Regions from separate parts of the Homo sapiens genome. Here regions 1 and 2 are each linked to region 3. The links are chromatin loops, found by intact Hi-C in ENCODE. Cell type or tissue: heart left ventricle. All regions are shown on one strand.

Region 1 (4,000 bases), 49 kb after region 3:
GGAGATTAGGCCTAGTATAACTGCCATCAATAAACTAAGTGTGATCAGGGTGAGAAACAGGAAAGAAGGAAATATGGGGAAATGGAGTGAATGCCAGGTGGATCAGAGAGATACGGTCAGGTGTGGTATCAGGAATAATGTGGGGGCCAGCCTAAAACAGTAAGGTCAAGTTGTTTGTACAGAAAGGCTACAGGGCGCACTCCTGGCTCTTGTGTAAGAATTCTGACTGCACAGCCCTGCACTTCAGCTGTGTGTAATGAAAAAGGGCTGGGATGAGTTAGGGAGAGCTAGTGTGGGAGCAGCTTCTAGGGCTGTTTTTAAGGATTTCCTTTTGTGAGTTTATATAACGGTTTAGTCAGGATGGCAAAACCAGTTATCTAAAGGTGAAAGTACCTAACAATGCCTAGGAAGGAAGGGAGTTGTTGTTTTGTAGAAGGAGTTGGGGTTTGGGAGATTAGCCAGACACGATCAGCAGGGAGAGCACGTGTGTTTTTATGAAGAATTATGCCGAGATAGGTAACGGATGAAGAAGAAATTTGGGCTTTGGAGGGAGATATGTGGTATCCCTTTGAGAATAGATGTCAGAGGAGCAGGAGGGTGTCCTGTTGGGAAGATTTGTAGGAAGCCTGGCCTTCAATACCCACAATAATTAGGGAGGCAAGGGAAACAGGCCCTTGAAAAGAAGTTAATGTGGAGTGGGTAGCCTCTGTATTAAGATGGGGATGGACTTACCCTCCACTGTAAGGGTTACCCAAAGCATCTGTGATGGTCTAGGAGGCTTTTACGGTGATTGGGCAGCGTCATTCTTCAGCTGCTAAGTTGAGAAGATCTGGGAAGGAGTCAGTCAGTGAGCCTTGGGCCAGAGTTCCAGGGGCTCTGGGAGTGGCTGCCGGGCGAGTTGGACAGTCTGATTTCCAGTGGGGTACCGCACAGATGGGACACAGCTTAGGAGGAATCCTGGGCTGTGGGCATTCCTTGGCCCAGTGGCCAGATTTCCAGCACTTGAAGCAAGCTCCTGGGGGAGGAGGTCCTGGAGGAATGCCTGGCCACTGCAGTTCAGGCGTTTTGAAGTTCTTGTGTGCTGGAGATGTGGCTGGGGTTTGTCTCACAGGGGAGGCAAGTAATTGCAACTCTTCTCTATTATTGTACACCTTGAAGGCGAGGTTAATTAAGTCCTGTTGTGGCATTTGAGGGCTGGGATCTAATTTTTGAAGCTTTTTGTAATGTCAGGAGTGGATTGGGTAATAAAATGCATATTGAGAATAAGACGGCCTTCTGGCCCCTCTGGGTCTAGGGCAGTAAGGTGTCTAAGGGTTGTTGCCAAACTGGCCATGAACGGGGCTGGGTTTTTATATTTGATTAACAAGAGCCTAAATGCTAACTGATTTAGGCGAGGTCAGATAAAGAAAAATGAGCATTAACCTTGGCTATGCCTTCAGCTCCAGCCACCTCTTTAAGAGGAAATTGTTGGGCAGGTGGGGGAGGGCTAGTCATGGAACAAAACTGTAAGCTGGACCGGGTGTGAGGAGGGGAGGTGATAGAAGCATTATAGGGTGGGGGAGCTGAGGCTGAGGAAGAATTGGGACCTGGCTCAGTCTGGCGAGGAGCAGCCTGGGGAGGAGGGGAGAGGTCAGATGGGTCTGTAGAAAAAGAGGATTCAAAGGACTCAGAGCTTGGGGTGGAAACTGAAGGAACAGCCAGGAGAGAAAGAAGAAAGATTTGGGATGAGTGGCATTGGGAGCAGAGACTAGGGAGGGACTAATGTGTAAAAGAATGCCTGGACGTCAGGCACCTCAGACCATTTGCCCATTTTTTGACAAAAATCATCCAGGTCTTTTAAGATGGAGAAATCAAAAGTGCCATTTTCTGGCTATTTAGAACCATTATTAAGTTTGTACTGGGGCCAAGCAGTGTTGCAGAAGAAAATAAGATGCTTAGGTTTTAGGTCAGGCGAGAGTTGAAGAGGTTTTAAGTTTTTGAGAACACAGACTAAGGGAGACAAAGGGAGAATGGAGGGTGGAAGGTTGCCCATAGTGAAGGAGGCAAGCCCAGATAAAAGAGAGGGTAGAGATACGGAGAAGGGGGATGGTGAGCAGCCCTGGGCTGCAAGGTAGGAGAGGAGCCAAAGCAGGCGTCCCTGCAATTGACTTGCCACCAAGGGAATGTGGGTGAATGATGAAGGCAGGCATCCCTGTGGTGATCAGACACGAATGGAGTGTGGGTGAATAATCAGGCAGGCATCCCCACAGTGATTAAACACCAAGGGAAGACTGTCTTCCTAAGTCCGTGACCGGTGCCAGAGTTTTGGCTCCACAGATAAAATGTGTCTCCTTTGTCTCTACTAGAGAGGAAAAAGAACTGGAATTGGAAGGACAGGGAGATTGAAGGGTAGGGAGAGAGGGAGATTGAAAGGTAGTCGGCTGGGCACGGTGGCTCATGCCTGTAATCCCAGCACTTTGGGAGGCTGAGGTAGGCGGATCATGAGGTCAGGAGTTCGAGACCAGCCTGGTCAACATGGTGAAACCCCATCTACTAAAAATACAAAAAATTAGCCGGGCGTGGTGGCATTCACCTGTAGTCCCAGCTACACAGGAAGCTGAGGCAGAAGAATCGCTTGAACCCAGGAGGCGGAGGTTGCAGTGAGCCGAGGTCATGCTGTTATACTCCAGCCTGGGTGACAGAGCTAGACTTTGTCTAAAAAAAAAGAAAAGAAAGAAAGGTAGCGAGAGAGGCTGGAGAAGGGAGTGAAAAGACCGCTTACCCGATTTGAAATTGGTGAGATGTTCTTTGGGCTGTTTGGTCTGAGGACCTGAGGTCATAGGTGGATCTCCTTAAGGAGTGAGGGCAAGGACAGGGGACCAGTCTCCTGAAAAAGTCCTCCTGTCCCGGGTTTCAGCACCAAATGTCATGCACTTCTGTGTGAAGAGACCACCAAACAGGCTTTGTGTGAGCAATAAAGCTGTTTATTTCACCTGGGTGCAGGGGGGCTGAGTCCGAAAAAGGAATCAGCAAAGGGAGATAGGGGTGGGGCAGTTTACCAGGATTTGGGTGGGTAGTGGAAAACTACAGTCAAACGGGTTGTTCTCTGGCGGGCAGGGATGGGGGGGGCGTCACAAGGTGCTCAGTGGGGGAGCTTCTGAGCCAGGAGAAGGAATTTCACAAGGTAATGTCATCAGTTAAAGGAGGAACCAGCCATTTTCACTTCTTTTGTGATTCTCCAGTTGCTTCAGGCCATCTGGTTGTATATGTGCAGGCTTGGGCACAGAGGCCTGACAAAGAGCTCCTTCTCTAAACTTTAGAATTCAGCAAGCAATAGTTTTTGCTTCACTTAGGTTTTTTAAGTCATCCATATGAACATACATGAACTGTATCACACATTGGCTGTCAGTGAGGAATTTATCTTATTGTAGCTAAGAAAGTGTGTGATATTTTATTCTTCTGTTGATGATTCCCCTCTGAAAGTCTCTTGTGCACCCTCCTCTGCCAGAATTAATCATTGCTTCTAGAATGTTCTTAGGGTATCTTTGTATATGGGTCTTTAATAATTATCAGAAAAATTTCTAGAAATGAAATTGCTAGGTCAAACAGGAAATACATTTTTCATTTTGATAGATATTTTTTAATTGTCCTTAGAAGAGTAATGCTAATTTACATTCTTCCTAACAGTATATAAGATGTCAGACTTGAAATACTTTTGCCAACACAACGTAGTACCAGAAATTTTTATTTGGTAACTTGATAGATAGGATTGGTATTATTGTATTATGTAATTGCATTGCTGTTATTTAAAAAGAAGTGAAGTATCTTTTCATATACATATTTAAAAGCCATCTGAATTATTATTGTATTTTTTAAGACAGAGTCTCCCTCTGTCGCCCAGGCTGGAGGGCAGTTGCCCGATCTTGGCACACTGCAACCTTCACTTCACTGGCTCAAGTGATCCTGCCTGGCCTCAGCCTCCCAAAGAGCTGGAACTATGGGTGCATGCCACCATGCCCAG
Region 2 (4,000 bases), 66 kb before region 3:
TTTAGGCAAAGTGGTTATGCTATCAATTACAATCCAGTTAGATGCTCTGGAGTGATGTTAGTAGAAATGAAATCATAGCTCAAGTATTCCATGATTACATTTGAGAAATAGTTTCCAGACATATGTTCCAAGCAGACATATATGATTTAATTAAACAGAAAACTCAGATTTTCTCACTTTTTCAGTCTACTGGTGACAAAATTAAGGGGATTGGAACCCCTCCCATTTCTTAGGGAGCTAAACTGGGAACCCTTTGGCAGAGGGTTGACTTTTGAACCAGGTGATTTGTTTCTAGATTGTGTCAGATGAAGCTTGAATTCATCAGTTCACTTGAACAAGCATTTATTGCCAAGAAAAGCTGCTTAAGGAAGCCAGTAATCAGGTTTATTCCACAGGGGATATTCTTGGCAATGATTCTCACGCTCATCTCTTGCCTCCTCATTCTTCTCTCCTTTATTATCTTAAGGACATGGCTGGACGCAGTGGGTCACTCCTGTAATCCCAGCACTTTGGGAGGCTGAGGCAGGTGGATCACTTGAGGCCAGGAGTTCAAGACCAGCCTGGGCAATGTGGCAAAACCCTGTCTCTACTAAAAATACAAAAGAAAATTAGCCAAGCATGGTGGTGTGCTCCAGTAATCCTAGGTACTCGGGAGGCTGAGGTGGGAGGATCACTTAAGCCCAGGAGGTGGAGGCTGCAGTGAGCCGTGATTGCACCACTATACTCCAGCCTGGGAGATGGGAGTAGCACCTTGTCTCAAAAATAAAAATAAAAATCATAGGGACCCAGAAATAAACAGGTTTTCCCATCTTAGTGATGGCTGCTGGTCACCCTCAATAGCTGTTACTTTTCTGTAACCTCATAGATTGCTGTTGTTGTTGTTTTTATTCATCTCCTTAGCTTTGTTTGACCTTTATCAGATTACTGGGAATTTATGAAACAGAAAACACACCCAAGTTAAATTCACAGACATACAGATGAGAGCTCTTTAATCTTAGGACCACAGAACCTCAGACTAGAATATCATTTGACATGTTCCTTCCCCTGATTTAAAAAATGTAGTGAAAGGTTGTGTGACTTCCCAAAACCCCAGAACTCAATTCTGGCAAAACCTGGGCAAGAATCCTCCATCATTTTCCCCATCCAGACACTTGTCTTCCGATATTTAGTCTTTTTTAATATTGTGGATGTGGAATCTCTGCTTCAATTTTCCTTTTCACGTCCTATAATTTATTCTTTTTTCTTTTTTACAACCATGTTGTGAAATAAACAAGCAACAACTGTGAAAAGTAACCAGGGAAAAACATCGCACCTTCTCTGCACTTGGGCTATGGACTTTGAATCTTTTGTCCAGCAGATAGTAGAATCTTCATGAATTTCTGCAAATTGGCAGCTTAATTTTACATTTCCAGAGTGTTCAGGGAACATCTCAGCTTGGATCTTTTTCAGTAATACTGGAGCTAGAAACAAGATATTTGAAGGTCAGTGTAACAAAAGACTTTCCCATTTCATACCATTTAATTCTCATAACAATCCTGAGAGACAGGAATATTAATTATTATCCCCAATTATGGAAGTGAGAATTGAGTCTCTGAGGGGAGAGGTGGCTTGCCTAAATAGTCGGAAAATTTACAAATCAATCTAATAGAAAATGCTCACTTCCATTACTTAAAATTCTTTAGGTGCAGCCTGTAATGCTTAAAGTGAAATAGAACTTGAGAGATTTTTTCTAAAGGGGATGAGAGGTGGGAGGATTTTAGATATCTATTCTATAGGATCTCATCCAAATAAAGATGTTTTTAAATGATTACCAGATCATCCAGGTCGAAATCAGAGCTAGGAATTAGGGAGTAGAATAAAATCTGGATTATCCAAAAAACTACGGCTAAGCCCCCAAAATGTAAAAGACACCTCAACAATAGGTTATTGGCTGAATAATATTCATCTTTTCCCTTTTATCACACTTGTCTTTGCTGAAGATAACCTAGTAGATTGGAGTGATGTCTGATATCAACCTCATTAGCAAAAGAGAATAGAAGCAATAAGGAAACAATTCCCACTGGTTGGGCTGAGACCTTTGAAATATCACCTCAGTATCAATATCAGTGAGGAACAATTAGCATGCTAATGTGTAATTAGCTAGGGCAGCCACTGGGCGGCAGCCTAGACATTAGAACAAGACAAGGATGAGGCCCCTGTCCCGAGTGGTCGTAACAATTGGGTAGGAAATGAGATTACTGCAGATGTGTGAGTCTATCACAAATTAAGTAGCATAACTCCACAGCGTTGGTAACACAAAAAAGTACATCAGTATAAAACATATGTAATCCGTAGCCAAACCAAGATCACCAATACTGAGACTTTGCTCCACTGCCTCAAATTATACTACGGTGAAAATATCCATGAATTCAAGGTGCTTCTCATCTCTCCTTGGCACCAGCAGATGCTAGGATGACAGAATGCATATTTAAAAGCTAATTCTCTACCCTGGAAGTGATAATGGGCCTGTTGGGTAGCAAATCTTTCAACCAGAGAGTAACCAAGACTGCTAACAGTATCCTGGGAGCCAAGTGGATAATTGAGAGAGAGAGAAAATGTAACAAGTACGTATTGATGGCAAACCCGCATCAGTGCATTTGGGCCTGCTGGTTCCTGCCCAAGCTGAGACCGTGTTCAGGTTCACAATGTCAAACTCTTGGTCCAGGTCTCGACCAAGCCCACCTCCTCATCTGGGCCATTTCCTAGAGGGTCTTTCCAACACCATGCAGTGGCCGGCTTCATGGGTGATGTGGGGACACCTAAATATTCCTAAGCCTGCCAGAACCTGTTGTACCGAACACAAGGAAAATTGGAGGATGGCGGGAAGGGCATGAAATGGGCAGCAGAACTGAATGATGGATGGTCTGTGGGAGATTTGAAGCTTGTTTAGCCGAGGGGCTTTGGGCTTTGGATAGGACCCCTGACTATGTGAGACAGAGGTGGAAAGTGCAGCTGAACGAGCTCAAAGGAGACCTGGAGTGCAGCTAGTTTTTTCTTCCGTGTGCAGGTTGGGCTAGTGTTGAGGGAAAACGGTAGTAAAGTCCCCGGTGAATAAAAAGTTTCTGTTGTACTAAGCTTTGGACATCAAAAACGATTACTCAGGCCTGGCATGGTGGTTCACACCTGTAATCCCAGCACTTTTGGAGGCCGAGGCAGGAGGGTCACCTGAGGCCAGGAGTTGGAGACCAGCCTGGGCAACATAGCAAGATCCCATCTCTAGAAAAAAAAATTAGCCAGGTGCAGTGCGCATGCCTGTGGACCTAGCTACTTAGGAGGCTGAGGTGGGAGGATCGGTTGAGCACAGGAGTTCAAGGCTGCGGTGAGCCATGATCTCGCCACTGCAATCCAGCCTAAGTGACAGAGTGAGACCCTATCTCTAAAGTAATAATAATAATTTTTTAAAAACATTACTTAGGGTTTATTTCTTTTATAATGATCCAAGTCACTGCTCCCCTCATCCTAACTCCCGCCCCACCAGTTAACTGGTGGGAAGGCATTAAATCTGTGCTCCTTTGGGGATAGCAGGGTGGGTACCAGACTGCTGGGTAGGGCACAGTCGAGATGTCAGCCAAGGGGTCTGAAGTGTACCAGCCGGAAAGCAGTGACGAGGACTCAGGATCTTACAAAAGCCATCACAAGAAGGAAGGAGAACTTCCTAATCTGGTGTCTTCCTGGTGGCAACTTTTGTTATTTTTAAGCAATGAAATTGCTGTTGCTTACACTGAGAAAACAAAATAAAAAACCTTTGAGTGCTCAATGGTGGAGTAGATTCTTAAAGGAATTGGCCCACGGCTAGAAAACCGTAACGAACAACTAGAAGGTGATAAGTTGAAAAAAAAAAAAAAAAAAGGACGGGCATGCGGGCATGGTGGCTCATTTTGGGAGGCCAAGGCGGGCAGATCACAAGGTCAAGAGATCTAGACCATCCTGGCCAACATGGTGAAACCCCGTCTCTACTAAA
Region 3 (4,000 bases):
TCACCATCAGTTTTTTTTTTAAGGTTTCTAGGCTATTCCTTTGGGCAGCCAGCACTCAGAAGCACTGAACTAAATAAATGGACATGGACTCTTGTACAATAGCGAACACGTCAGGGAACAGGCATGTTCATGGTAGAGCCAGGATCTTTTCCTGGGGATGCATGGGGAGCGGTTTCCTGGCTTCCACTTGGCGCAGAAGCTCTGCCCTTTTGACAGCTTTCTGAGCCTCTGGGAGCAACGCAGACCCACCAGAGATTCTTTGAACAAGAAGTGGGCAAACTGATTTCAGAAAGGAAAAAAATCCTATGGCATTACTACCACCACGCTTAGTTAATAGATGACTGACCCTTCTTATTAAAAGAAAACTCAAAGTTATCCAGAAACAATTTCCACCCCCAGCACCTAATAGGTCACCAAGCGAGCATAATGTCCCAGAAATCTTAAGGAGCATTGTGACAATATACCAAAACAATCTTAAGTTTAAACTGTAAATCTATTCTCTGAAAGGCCCATCATCTTGGGAGCAGGACTAAGATGAATGCTCCATCAGACAAGCCATGGCCGGCAGCCCCAGCTCTCAGCAGCACAAATGTCCCTAGCCACAGAGGCCCAGAGCTCTGCTAATTCATCAAACACCCAGCACGCCCCAAGCCAAACTGTGGATGTCCTTATCCAAACCTGCTTCTTGTCTCCACAAAACTGCAATTCCATTCTACCAATTGCTCAGTGCAAAAATCCTGGAGTCCGTCTTTCACTCCCCTTTCACGTCCAGCATCCAGTCCAACAGCAGCTCCTGTCAGACACACTCAGAACCTGGCCGCTTCCTCCCACCTTCTGCAGGACCGTCCTGGGTGGAGGCACCACCGTCTCATCTGAATTACCGCGATGGTTGCTTGCAGTCCCCATCTGTGCCCTGAGTCTTCTCCAGAGGATACATTCACATCACTGAGATAAGAGTCATCCTTTTACACTTAGCCAGAAAATGTCATCACATCTCTGTTCAGAAACCCTCTTATGTGTCTCCATCTCACTCCAAATCAAATCCAAAGTCATGACCATGTGCCATGGCCTACAAGCAATGAGCTGACGTGGGAGTCACAGAAGGTGAAGAGAACCTGCCTTCCCCAGGTAATAACCACATCACCTCCCGCTCTGTACTTTCACCCCTGTGCTCAGAGCCCCTCACCAGAGAGACCTTCCCACCGTCATGCGCCTTCCCTCCCTCGTGCTGCTTTATCTTTTTTCACCTGACCCATTACATAGTTCCTGGTGTGTTAAATGTCTGGCTCCTCTTGCGATCCCTTTCCCATGAGATCAGGGACTCCAGTATTTGCTGCTGTAACCTTAGGGTCTAGAACAGTCCCCGGCATATAGTAGGCCCTCCATGAATCCTTATTTTTGAATGAAGTCCTTATGATCACTCCTTTTTGAATTATATTCCAGGATACATCTTAATAGATTTTGTTTGGGAGGATGGCACTGGTAGGATGAGATGCAGTGATTAACATAATGGACTCCGGGGCCCTGGGAAACAGAATTTTGGGGTTCTAACCCTAGCTTTGTTCCTAACCCATTGTGTTACTTTGGATGGGTCCTGTGATCTCTCTGGGCCTTGGGTGACCTATAGGGTGTAGGCAGTGGACTAGACCAGTTGGATTTGACCAATTAAAACAGAATTTTTTAGGGGTGGGATATAAGCATCAATACTTTTTTAAAGTTCCCCAGAGGTAATGTATAGCCAGGAGTGGGCTAAGCCTAAGCCTTACAGCAGGGTTTCTCCTGTGTTAAAAATGCACACGAATCACTTGGGATGTCATTAAAATGCAGGTTCTGATTGGCTGGTCTGGAGAGGGAGCTGGGATTTTGCCATTCTAACAAGCTCCCAGGGGATGCTGATGCTGGTGGTCCAAGACCAGGCTCTGAGCGGCAACATCTTGAAGTCACTTCCAGCTTGGTGACTCCAACGTTTCCATCAAGGGTAAAGGTCCCCTTATTAAATTCTCAGGAAAACATCAGCTGTCACTCCACTAGCTGCTCAATTTGATCTGAGTTCCCTACTCAATGACTGGCAAGCTGCCCCCGCATGCACTGTGTGGCTGTTAAGAGTTGGTTTTCCTTCTTAAAAAATGAATTGCTGGACCCAGAAAGGGGGAATGAGCAAAACCAGGTCTGAGAATTTCTCTCCCAAAAGCAGGCTCAGAGACCTGTAGTCAGGGAAGAAGCCCGTCACAAGTCAGTGGCTTCCCTTCGTCTGCCGTTCTGTTGTCAGGGCCTCGGTGCTGGCTGTGTCCTGTGTCCCTCTCTATCTCCTTGATCTGACCATCTCATGATGCCTCTGCCTGGCTGCCACCTCCTGGTGCCCACTGGTGAGCCGAGGCAGCCACTAGCAGGCAGACGGGCAAGCAGGGCACCCTGCACAGGGCCAAGGGAGCAGCCTCATTAGGGCTGTCAAGGAGCAGCTCCAACAGGAGAAGAATCTCCATCTGGCTGCTGCAGCAGCCGCCGCAGGGAATGGGAAGTGACAAGGACAGAAAGGGAGCAGTCACTGACACCCTGCAGTTCAAATGGTGACCAGAGCTACTGACAACAGGGCCTTCTCCTACAGCAGCTGTGGGAGGCCTGTTAGATTATTCTGCTCACCCAGTCCCCTAAGGATTCAGCAACAGAGCCTCTGACCACCAACAAGCCACAGTTCATTCAAATCATTTCCCCCAGTTCAGATGGCTGTATGTGGAATGGCTCTTTTGCCTGCTGCCCTTGAGGCAAGACTCAGTGAAGAACAGAACCCCTGGATGCGTTGTGTTAATTCCTCCCACAAATCTTTTGTTTGTTTGTTTGCTTTTGAGACAGGGTCTCATTTTGTTACCCAGACTGGAGTGCAGTGGTATGATCATGGCTCACTGCAGCCTCAACCCCCCAGGCCCAACCAGTTCTCCTACCTCAGCCTCCCAAGAAGCTGGGGCCTCAGGTGTGTGCCACCACCCCAAGCTAATTAAAAAAAAACAAAATTGGCCCGGTGCAGTGGCTCATGCCTGTAATCCCAGCACTTTGAGAGGCCGAGGCAGGTGGATCACTTGAGGTCAAGAGTTTGAGACCAGCCTGGGCAACATGGTGAAACCCCGTCTCTACTAAAATACAAAAAAATTTAGTCAGGTGTGGTGGTGGGGACCTGTAATCCCAGCTACTCAGGAGGCTGAGGCAGGAGAATTGCTTGAACCTGGGAGGTGGAGGTTGCAGTGAGCTGAGATTGTGCCACTGCATTCCAGCCTGGGTGACAGAGTGAGACTCCAACTCGAAAGAAAAAACAAAAACAAAGAATGGCTGTGTCTAACAATACACAGGAGATCTCAGGGCAGAAAGAATGAGCATTTACTTAGCATTTGTTGAGTACCAGCACTGTTCAAAAAGTTTCCTTATGTGTATTATCTCATTTAATCTTCACCCAACCCTGCAAAGTAGATACTGTAATCATTCCCATTTTACAGATACGGAAATCGTGGCAGACAGAGGTTAAGCAACCTGCCCAAGTAAGAGATGAGGCCAAGAATTGGACCTGGGTAGTCTGGCTTGAGAGCTGAGTATCTACTTATGATACTTAGTGTGTCTACTTACACTCTCACAGAGTGCTGCAGATTTCTGATTCTGAACCAGTGGGTCCCTGTCCACCCCCACTGGCTCATCTTAGTCTGGCCCTGTATATAGCCAGAACACTTCCATATTTGGAGCTGTGCTAGCTACTGAATTATGTCCCCCACCAAGTCATATGTTGAAGCCCTAACCCACAATGTGATGGTATTTGGAGGCAGGGCCTCTGGGAGGTGATATGGTTTAGATGAGGTCACAAGGGTGGGGCCCTCATGACAGGATTAGTGCCCTTAGAAGAGATACCAGAGAGCTTGCACTCTCTCTCTTTCTCTCTGTCCCATGTGAGAACATAGTGAGAAGGCAGCTTCTGCAAACCAGGAAGAGGGCCCTTACCAGAACCTAACCATGCTGGCAC

What was found. A loop is a pair of places that touch in the nucleus more often than their neighbours do. Peaks named below come from ENCODE experiments on the same cell type or tissue, not always from the same donor. Only the 100,000 strongest peaks of a DNase experiment are listed, where the experiment ranks them.
Region 1: it touches region 3 in a loop (2.0-fold over the local background); 5 of 110 quality-filtered maps call a loop at or near these places.
Region 2: a loop joins it to region 3, with 8 times the contacts of the local background. A loop is called at or near these places in 24 of 110 quality-filtered maps.

Annotation. Positions count from the first base shown.
Region 1 is chr18:58,643,434-58,647,433 of GRCh38, forward strand. No RefSeq gene overlaps it. Among named protein-coding and RNA genes, the nearest start is that of LINC03110, 13 kb to the right of the region's middle. In heart left ventricle, no CTCF peak of the experiment used is centred here; no DNase peak of the experiment used is centred here; H3K27ac peaks cover 924 bases.
Region 2 is chr18:58,527,779-58,531,778 of GRCh38, forward strand. It overlaps ALPK2 (alpha kinase 2), which reads right to left. Exons shown (of 13, transcript NM_052947.4): 6 at 1,313-1,460. Among named protein-coding and RNA genes, the nearest start is that of ALPK2-AS1, 27 kb to the right of the region's middle. In heart left ventricle, CTCF peaks have their summits at 2,150 (motif pointing right) and 2,354; a DNase peak (open chromatin) is centred at 2,163.
Region 3 is chr18:58,593,996-58,597,995 of GRCh38, forward strand. All of the region lies in intron 3 of ALPK2 (alpha kinase 2), which reads right to left. Among named protein-coding and RNA genes, the nearest start is that of SNORA108, 4.6 kb to the right of the region's middle. In heart left ventricle, a CTCF peak has its summit at 2,344 (motif pointing left); DNase peaks (open chromatin) are centred at 194 and 2,435; H3K27ac peaks cover 2,095 bases.